Linked DNA regions of Mus musculus: all the other regions are linked to region 1. Evidence: chromatin contacts called from ENCODE Hi-C data. All regions are on one chromosome and are shown on one strand. Each heading gives the region's core, a stretch centred on a gene start or an enhancer-like site at or near the end of the contact. The rest is flanking DNA. Distances are from core to core; before and after follow the strand shown.

Region 1 (3,194 bases), core at 342-2,841:
CTAACCTCCTAGACTGGACATGACTATTTAGTTTGGTCCCTTTTAACTTTCGTAAGTTAACTTACAAAGCAATAGGTTTAAATGTGGCACCTTCCTATGTCCGCCCTCAGACCTTGTTCTTGCTCATCCTTAACTTAGTTTTGAGACAGAGCACTGCCCATTGCACCTCCTCTCTTGTTGACAATTTCTGACCTTTGTCCTTTTCCCTGAAGGGCTTTCTTACTAAATGTTCTTATCATTAACCCTTGGTAAGATTTATTATTACAATATTATATTTATTATTATTTAATACTTAATTTGGTCCCTCTTAACTTTCATAAGTATTTGGGCCAAATTACCTGTTCTGTTTTGTATATGTAAATGCTTTAATTGATTTTTCTCAATGACAATCAGTATTCTGAAACCTTCTCCGCCTATTTGACTAAACATACTTTGATGAGCTATTAATGCCTCTTTCTAACACAGTAGTCGTGAATGATCTATGTGAAGTCAAAATTATCTGTAAATTGACAGAGTCTCGGATATTTTCTTGTTAATGTGAGAAAACACCTAGCAAAAAGCAAAATAAGGAAGGAAAGTTTTACTTTAAGCTTGCAGTGCAGAGAAGTTCAGCCATCAGGATGGGGAAGGCTTGGAGGTGCTCAGGAGACAGAACAGCATATCTAGTTGACGCCACCACCAACGTTCTGAAGCAACACCTTCTCACATCCCCACAGGCAACAGGTTCATACTGGGGTAGGGACAGATTGGATGAGGCAACCGCCATCCAATCCCAGGAGAGTCGGACGACCGACGGCCCTCCCAGAAGCCCAGGATCTTGAAAGAGACTTCCGCGCTTGTTGCAAATACATTGCGTGGGCATCCACAGTCTATGAGCCTGGAAGCTCTTCTTCCCTCCCTCAGTTTCAATGGGACAGCATGAAAAGATTATGGGGGCAGGCTGAGAAGTAGAGAGGCACCTCAAGGGACTTCCTGATACTCAGTAATGATTCCATTAATTCCCATATCGTGATAATCACGTTAATACCCGCAAACAAATGTAGCTGTTATGAAGTCACAGTAAAACCAACTAGTGGGGTTCAATCCCCCAGCTCTGCCAGAAGACAACCCCTCCCAAAAATTCTGAAAATGTTCTAAAATGTTAATCGAAGTAAATGCCCTCATAAAATGGACACCAAATTACCTACCCCCTCAAGGAACAAGATAACAATCAAGAAACAGCCTATAATCAGAAATGGGAGAGAAAGTTTATTTTAAAACCCTAGGATAAAAATCACAGATTCTGTCACGTTTATAATATCGTTCAGCACATTTACACGCGTCTTGTTTTTGAACACTGGCTTTCCAGACTCCTTTCAGGACCGTTATTTGGATCTGGCTTTCCCCAAGCCTTCCCAAGAGCTGGGAAATTGGTAGATCCAGGAAGGAGCCTTGACAGGCAACTCACCCAGAAGCCTCTAGGGGACGCGGGAGTGCCGCATGAAGTAATGCGCATGTTCCACCCGCTCCGGCGGACCCTCCCTCTCGTCCCTCCCCTTCTCGTTTCCACCGGAAGTGCTCCCTGGGAGCGGCGGCCGGAAACGCGGGCAGGATCGGTTGCGTAAATACTTTTGAAAGACCCTATTAGCGCGCGGGGCGCCACGTTTGATCTGTGGACGGGCTTGGGCGGGTGCAGTGCCGGGCAGAGAGCCACGTACGCCATGGAGTCTATGGGTCGGCAGGACCGCAGGCTGCATCAGCAGCTTAAGGAAAGCAGTAGCCGCTTCCAGACGTTAATGAAGCGGCTGATAGCGAAGGTAGGCTGGGACGGCGGCCGAGGCGGGCAGGGCGCGGTGGGCGGGGATCCAGCGCCCCGGAGTCTGACCAGCTCTCCCTTCCCCGCAGTACAACCAGCCCTTTGAGGACGACCCGTTGGTGGAGATGAGGACGTTAACCTACGAGACGCCCCAGGGTACGAAGCCCTCCCTTCCTGTTGGCACTGGGCCAGAACAGTGGGCCTAGAATTTGCAATGCTGCATTTGTCCCCCTTGCTCCTAGGGACCTTGAATCCCTGAGTTGCTGATTTCCAATTTAATTTCTCTGAAAGAAATGCCTGGAGACACAGTGCAGCCTGGTTTTTTAAAATGCCTGGCATGGAAGTTCGAGCTAATTGATTAGCGGTACAAGTGACTCTGTAAAATAAGGATGTTGACAATCATGGGTAAGCCGTATGGTTGTGTATAACATCACCAGAGTACCTGTCAGGCCATTGGAACAGCACCCAGGACTGCTCCGCTCTCATGGGCTTTGCTGTATAAATGTAGACCCATCTGTTTTGGACAGTCCCCATTATCTGCCACCTCTGACGCATTTTATTTAATGTTGTGAGTGTACTTACTACCTTAAACCTCATCGGTTCTCTAACTGGGATAAGTTTGTTATTTGATGAGGTCGTATCCTTCCCTAAGACCCATCCCTGATGTTTGTCTGAATTTATTGATAAAATCGGATTTCGGATCACAGTCTGCCAGGGGTCTACAAGTGCAGTCTGTCTTTTGTCTTATTGGCTGTTCAGGGCACGTGTTGGGTAAGCATTTTAAATAAGCAGAAACTGAACTAATTCTACAAAGAGGTTGCTTTTCTCTGGATGGGATCAGGACACAGCAATATAGGAATCCATAAGTGTGCTGTCTGACTCTTGGCTTTTCTGTGCTCTTGCGGCTGTTTGTGAAGGGGTAGGCAGTGTCTGGAGTATTTTGGACTGCCCATCTGTCTTCAATGATATATTCTGTCAGTGATATATAACTGATGTCAGTTATATGAGAACAGTGAAGTTGCTGAAGAGTTTGAGACTATACAAGTTGGTATAAGAGCCCTCCCTGAGGTCTGGCCAACACATAGACACCTAGGGCTGCAGTTGTCGGTTAACAAATCTATGTCCTAGCAAGCTTGCCATGAATCCCTCATCTTGTTGATTGTTCTGAGAGACACGTTTTTGGCGCGGCCTTTCCTAACATGCAGTAGACTGAAGTCCAGATTTAAGGTGGAGACTGGAGCAGAGAGCTAACTGCAGAGAACAGGAGGGAATCATTTGTGTGTGTTGACAGTTCACCTGGGCATGCACTTAGCACGTATTGTAGAGTTCAGTTTCAAACATGCAACATTAGCACTTTATGCGATTAAATGTAGAATTCCACGGAGAGGGCCATTCAGCA
Region 2 (3,129 bases), core at 8-2,507, about 82 Mb after region 1:
TAACGTTTAAAACAGATATAAATGCTAAAAAACATAACAAAAACTTAATTGGAAAGCGATGATTTGCGTTGTATTTGGTAATAAGACTAAATAAAATATTTCACACATAACAAGTCCATTTATAGATCCCCTCCCCCAAAAAGAAAAACCACCTACTGAAATACAGTACCAACATTTGACTAGGAACACAGATTGGTTCATTTTTAGGCTGCTTCTAAACTGCTTGCTAGCTTTGCAAACCCTCAGATAAGTAAGTCTCACCAATTCTTTACAGAAAATGGTTAGCAAAATGTATAAATTTTAACGCTCATAATAGACTTGTCAACATCCGCACCCAACTGAATGTCTTGCAGGGACTCTATCAATAAGTGAGTCCACGAGTGTTCCGTGGCATCAGTCCTATGTACCAGTTCATGGAATGATCACATTTTAAAGACTCATGACGGAAGGGACAGGATTACGAAACCATAAACAGTCACCATAGCACATCCACCACTCTGTAGAGAAAGTACTGACAGCACGTTCGAAAGCTGTCATTTGTACCAAGTTTTGGTACTCCCATAAGCCCCCACCCCAAATCCATCTGCGGGGCGAGCGAGGCTGAGTCATTCCAAGGAGTAACTTTACACCGATGCTTGCACTCCGGGGTCGGGACAAAGGCATCACCTCTAGGTTCCTCCCGTCAGGGCACTCCGGCCCTGGCCCAAACCCTCTCCGGTTTCCCGAGCCCGACACTCCAGTGCACCGAGCCCTGGAGACGGAGGCCGCGATTCAGGCCTCGGGTGAGCACCGGCGTCCTGCCGCTCCCGCGATCCTGTCAGCGGCCAGCGGGCCTCAGGGTCCCCGTAGGACTGCCGCGGCGACCCTCCGAGCCGGCGCCGCCAGACGCTCCGGCGAACCCGTCAGGTGCTGAGCGGCCGGGCCAAGCCCGCCGCCAGATGGGAGCAGGGGCGGCACTTACCCGGCAGCGCCTCCTCCGCCCGCGGCAGCAACACAGCCGGCGGCCCTCCGCACCATCTTCTGCCGCCGCCCTGGCCTCGGCGGCGGCTATCAACCGCCCCTGCGGCGCCGCCAACCGACACAACCGTCGGCGCCCAGCCGCCGAGTACCCGGCGAGGCCCGGAAGGATGGGAGTCGGGCGCAGCCGCTGCTCCGGCCCCTCGGCTCCGCGCGGGGACCCGAGTCCGCCGGCCGAGGCACTGAGAGCTTGGCAGGGCTGGGTCGCGGCCGCCGTGGGGTTTGTTATTGTCGACTCGGCCTTTCCGCCGCAGAGCACGCCGGGAAACAGCCAGCCGGGGGAGGGGTGACTCAGGTGTCTGCGCAGATCCGGAAGTCGCTGGGCTGGCCGGACGGGCGCGGCTCGGTCGGCGAGCGTAGTCCCTGGCTGGCAACTTGTCTGTCCTTCCCTGACCCTGGAAGGTATTTCGGTGCTTGCCTTGGACGGCCCCAAGGTGAGCGTGACCTTCTGGCCGCGGCAGACCGACCTCGCCAAACCTGGGGCAGCCCCAACAGGGGAACCGGAGGCTGACGAGTGAGCACCAGCACAGATCTGGGGCCCTCATCTGCTGCCCCGAAATCAGCCGACTGTCACCTGGGCCACTCGTACCGGGACTGCCAGAATGGCAGGCTACTCGGAAAGTATGCCTGGCATCTTTGCAAGGGTGGGGCGGCCCAGAGTCAGACCAGGTAAGTAAAGAGCACGTCCAGAAGAGGAACCGAAGCAAAGTGGACTGTACTGTAAGCGGCACGACCGAACAATACTGAGGTCGATAATAGGTCAACAGCATCAAGATTAGAGAAGAGAATGTCAGCTTATGAGAACATTACATTTGTATTCGGGCTTAGGCAAGGACTTGAAACTACAAAACTTGAGTTTGATGAGAAGATGTTTGTTACAAGCAGGCTCATCAATTATGTGACGTAAACACGTATTAAATTACTATTCCCAGGAATATCTGATAGAGGTAAAAGTTTAGGAATGGTCTCTCTAAGCCAACAGTTAGCGGTTCCCGACAAAATGAGACATAAGGGGTATTAAACTGATTGAGATCTGCAGTTCTTTATTGTGATAGACACTGGAAAAACAGTAGTTGTGTTTTAAGAGTTGTTTAGAAAGGAGCTTGTTGCTTATCTCACTTTGTTTTTAACTTTGCACTTCTGCCATATCCCAGAAAAATCTTGTATGCACACTGTTATACATATTGAGTATTTTTTAAACTGGAATTTTAGTACATTACACCAGCAAATAAAGCAAAAATGGAAAAAGAACAAGCACTCAATTTTTGTGCACCAGGGGAAGTAGTGAATTGGCAAGACTAAAGAGAAGAAAAATTGTTAGTATATTAACAAATGTAAGCTATATTGCAGTCTAGCTAGAACAATGAAGATCAAAGCTGGCCGGGTGGTGCACATACCTTTAATCCCTTCTCTCAGAAGCTGAGGCCTGCTCTACAGAATGAGCTTCAGGGAGCCAAGGCTACACAGAAAAAGGAAAATCAGGGCCGGTGAGATGGCCCAGAGGGTAAGGAGATCTACTGACTACCAAAACTGACAACCTGAGTTTCATCCTAGGACTGACGTCGTGGGAGGAGAGAACCACTCCTTGAAGTTCACACACACTAAAAAGAGCACCAAAGAGCTGTGTTTCCTCACAGTTAATAAGTACCATTGAATAGCAGAAATGTACTCCAGTTTCAAGTGTTAAAGTACCACTTGTCATGTTGTATACGTGGCCCAAACTTCTCTGGGAAACTGTTAATACAAATGTCTGTTACTTTATACTCTGAAGTGAATGTTTAGAGTTTATATGCATCTCAAATTATTTAGTAAGACTAAAGTGAAAATATGTTATATGAATTTTGCTAAGCAACATAGATAAATGTTAATAATCATGCATATCCATAAGTTTTCTGTCACAAGCTATTTTTCCTCATCCTCTTGAGCATTCTATTCTCCATAATAAACAAAAACAAACTCCTGCAATACTATGTGAAGCTTCGGGGCTTTTCTCAATGAAACTTCAAACAGATTTACAAGGACCATAGAATGATCTTTCATGGGGAGTGCAGAAACATCATTTCAACTTACTAAAGCATGGGCCGTTCTGCCTTCCCCCTCCTTGTGTTATCT
Region 3 (3,308 bases), core at 367-2,866, about 83 Mb after region 1:
AGCACTTCCAGAGTTAATGTTGGCTGAGTTCTTGCTTGTAATTAATCATGAATGAGTCTGCTAACATGCTTTTGCTTTTAGTTAAGACATGCATTATATCCTGCCAAGTTCCTCTGCTTTTACATATGTCCTTGAGAGACTGTCCAAGCCTGAAGGAAATGGCCTTAGTCAAACATGGATAGTGTGTACCATACACTTATCACATAAATGTTCATGTTCATTGTTTAACTTCCTGGAATTGGTCATGCTTTCTGTTGCTAGCCTTTAAAAGACACTGAGAAAGTAAACTTGCTGCTAGTGGTGGTATTGACCTGTAGCCCTCCCATATCTGTCTCTTCCATCTTCTTTTTGCCTTTCCTATAATCATCCTCATACCCCAAGTCGTGGTTTCCATGTTGAATGACCAGCAGGCTCTGGCCCCAGGCCCAAATCCATGGTTTTGAGTAGCTCACCCCGATATCTACCTTATGTGTAACCTGTTGGAACATGTGAAAGGGCTAGCTAGTCCTGCTGATCCAGAGCTGCAGGATCTCAGTGACCTAGGACAATAGCAGGATAACCGAATAGAGTCCCTGTGAGGATCCAATATTGGTGTAGCAGAAGCCAGAGACCTAGAACCAGACCAATGACTCATTGCAATGTACATTTGCAAGTAATAATGTATGGACAAAAGGGTATACTGTAGGACACACTGTGACACACGACAGCTTCACGATGAGGTTTCCTAAACTTTATTTTTATTTTGGGGGGGGGGGGGTTTGCAAGGGCAAAAAGGACGGAGGGATTGTGGATCTGGAGTGTATGATGTGAAATTCACAATGAATCAATAAAATAAAAATAAAGGTTTATTTGAGTTAGAAACAGCTGCTTATTAAATTGTCTCACCTTCACTATATAACTGATAGAGCTTGGTAGGAGCAATTCTCCAGCAAGACAGTGGAACGGAAAAAGAATATAAAAATGAACACATTGTTTTCTATATTACTTGTATTAAGACAAGTTTTAAAAATCATTTAATTTGGAGAGTTAAATATATGTTTGGCAGTTTAAGTTCATTAGCTTTGAATCCTATCTATACCATCTGCTGTGACAGCTGGGTCGATCTGATAGGCATAAAACCACACCTCGCTTCTAGCGTGGTTGTTTATATGAATCTAGTAAGGCTAACTTTAACTCAGTTTCTGGCATACCCCAGGAGCTAAGTATGCCCCACCCCCCATCGTTAACTGCAAGGCACGCTATTAGGTTGAACCTAATTAGACAATTAATTCTAGAGCCAGGCACTGTAACAGTTGAATTACCAGAGTCTCAAAGCTTGAACCTGTTCACATCATTTTGGATTACTTTTCGCTTCATGAGGCCCCACTTTTACCGTACAGCGTGTTCAGTCATTACAGGGCAGAAGAGAACAGTTTTCGTTCACAAAATGGTACCAAAGCCAGAGGATAAAGCATGATCTCACAAAAGTTGATGCAGTTCCCCGAAGTAAAAAGACATCAAGCCTGGAAGCTGGAAGACATAGCCTACCGACGCGGATGCGGTCGCTCTGCAGCACGACAGGGGCGGGGCAGTACGGCCGCTGCAGCGCGACAGGGGCCGGGCGGAGCCGTAAAGCAACGCGGAGTCTACGCCGCTTCCTGGGCGCCCTTGAAGCACCGCGGGTCATGGCTGGCACGGCGCGCGGCTGCGGGACCAGCCTGGACCTGCTGCGGTCCTTGCCGAGAGTGAGCCTGGCCAACCTGAAGCCCAGTCCTAACTCCAGAAAACGGGTAAACGCTTGGCGGCGGTGCGGGGAGTGCAGGGGCCGCGTCACTCTGGCGATGGACGCGTGCGGGCGCCTGGCTCCCTTCCGCGTGCGCCCAGTGTTAAGGATGCTAAGCAGGCGGAGGGTACACACTCGGGAACTGCAGACGATTCATCCAAAATTGCGTTTAAACTGAACTGCTTAGCAAGTGCCTATCGTCGTTATAAAAATCCCAGTGTTTTTTCTACATTCCAGCTGGCCAATGTGCAACCCAGGGTGCAACTAGAAAACTGTTGTGGGTCGGCTGCTCGGCTTTTACAGTAACTTAATATACGGCTTTTTTTTTAGGGGGGGGGGCGGTTGACAAAGTCAATTAAGGGAAAGATGTTACGGAGTTAGAGAACACCGAAAGACTACCCGACTCTATCCAGTTGTAATTAGCCAATTTTTTAATGTTATAGTGCAGCCAACCACAATTCCCCTTAGGCCCAGGTTAAAGGGGTAGAAGGTGGAGGGCTTTGAAAGGTCGCAATTACTTTATTTCTGGGGAACTTACAGCTACATGAGGAACTTTACCGAAGCAATTAATCATTTCACATCAGTTTTACAATTCTGTGGAGGGGGACAAGTTGCCAGGAGCTTATCTTTTAGGAATTTAGGAAATTAGAATGTGTCCCTAGCAAAAATTGGAGTTTTCCTTAGCCATATGTGATCTAATTACATATTTACGATTAATTTAAAAATAAAACATTTAATGTCACTCAAGCCTCGTTTTGGCTGTTTAGTTCTAGGATTTTCTTTTTCCGTTCCAGCTGCTTTTTCCTGAAGACTAAATTTAGGCCCTTAGCTTGTTTGTTCAAGCACACTATACCACTGAGCTGTAATCCCAAACCCTTTCCCGATGCCCTCTCACCGCCCCCCCCCCCCCCCCCCCCCAGGGTTTCTCTGTAGAGCCCTGGCTGTCCTGGAACTCACTTTTTAGACCAGGCTGGCCTCGGACTCAGAAATCCTCCTGTCCCTGCCTCTCGAGTGCTGGGATTAAAGGCATGCGCCACCACATCTGGTTCCCTTTCCCGATTTTTAAATGCTTTATTCAGAGACAGACTCTCAGAAAATTGGGGGTTGCTGGCCTTGCCCTTTTTTTGTAGCTTAGGCAGGCCTTGAACTTTGAATCCTCCTGCCTCAACCTAGCAGATAGCAATCACTACAGGGACCTAGCTTATTGTAGAGCTTGTTATTCCTGTTGGATCCCATCCCTTCCTTAGAACTTTGCCCTGTGTTTCACCTTGTATTTTGGTTACTAGGATCAGCTACATTCTGAGAGAACTATGTTGGTGGAGTATAAAGATGAGCACGCAGCTAGAGCAGGGCTTGGCACACGGTACTTTACCTCTGGTGCAATGGATAAACAGCATTAATATGGAATATGCTATGAGATGAGACAGTTTTCAGAAATGTATCTGAAGATCTTAAAACTCACTTTTTCTTGTAGGAAAGACGTCCAAGAGATCGGAGAAGAGGTAGGAAGTGTGGCAGAGGCCATAAAGGAGAAAGGCAGAGAGGA

What was found. A loop is a pair of places that touch in the nucleus more often than their neighbours do.
Region 2: a map of regulatory T cell shows a loop between it and region 1 (5-fold over the local background). The contact joins the promoter of Rb1cc1 here to the promoter of Hjurp in region 1. A Hi-C loop is called at or near these places in 3 of 37 maps with a recorded cell type or tissue (T-helper 17 cell and regulatory T cell).
Region 3: a map of T-helper 1 cell shows a loop between it and region 1 (6-fold over the local background). The contact joins the promoter of Mrpl15 here to the promoter of Hjurp in region 1. A Hi-C loop is called at or near these places in 2 of 37 maps with a recorded cell type or tissue (T-helper 1 cell and T-helper 2 cell).

Annotation. Positions count from the first base shown.
Region 1 is chr1:88,275,976-88,279,169 of GRCm38, reverse strand. It overlaps Hjurp (Holliday junction recognition protein), which reads left to right and starts at 1,591. Exons shown (of 8, transcript NM_198652.2): 1 at 1,591-1,796; 2 at 1,885-1,951. The coding sequence starts at 1,701.
Region 2 is chr1:6,212,790-6,215,918 of GRCm38, reverse strand. It overlaps Rb1cc1 (RB1-inducible coiled-coil 1), which reads right to left and starts at 1,257. Exons shown (of 24, transcript NM_009826.4): 1 at 962-1,257. It overlaps 4732440D04Rik (a long non-coding RNA gene), which reads left to right. Exons shown (of 2, transcript XR_001778783.2): 2 at 519-3,129.
Region 3 is chr1:4,784,034-4,787,341 of GRCm38, reverse strand. It overlaps Mrpl15 (mitochondrial ribosomal protein L15), which reads left to right and starts at 1,616. Exons shown (of 5, transcript NM_001177658.1): 1 at 1,616-1,769; 2 at 3,237-3,308. The coding sequence starts at 1,665.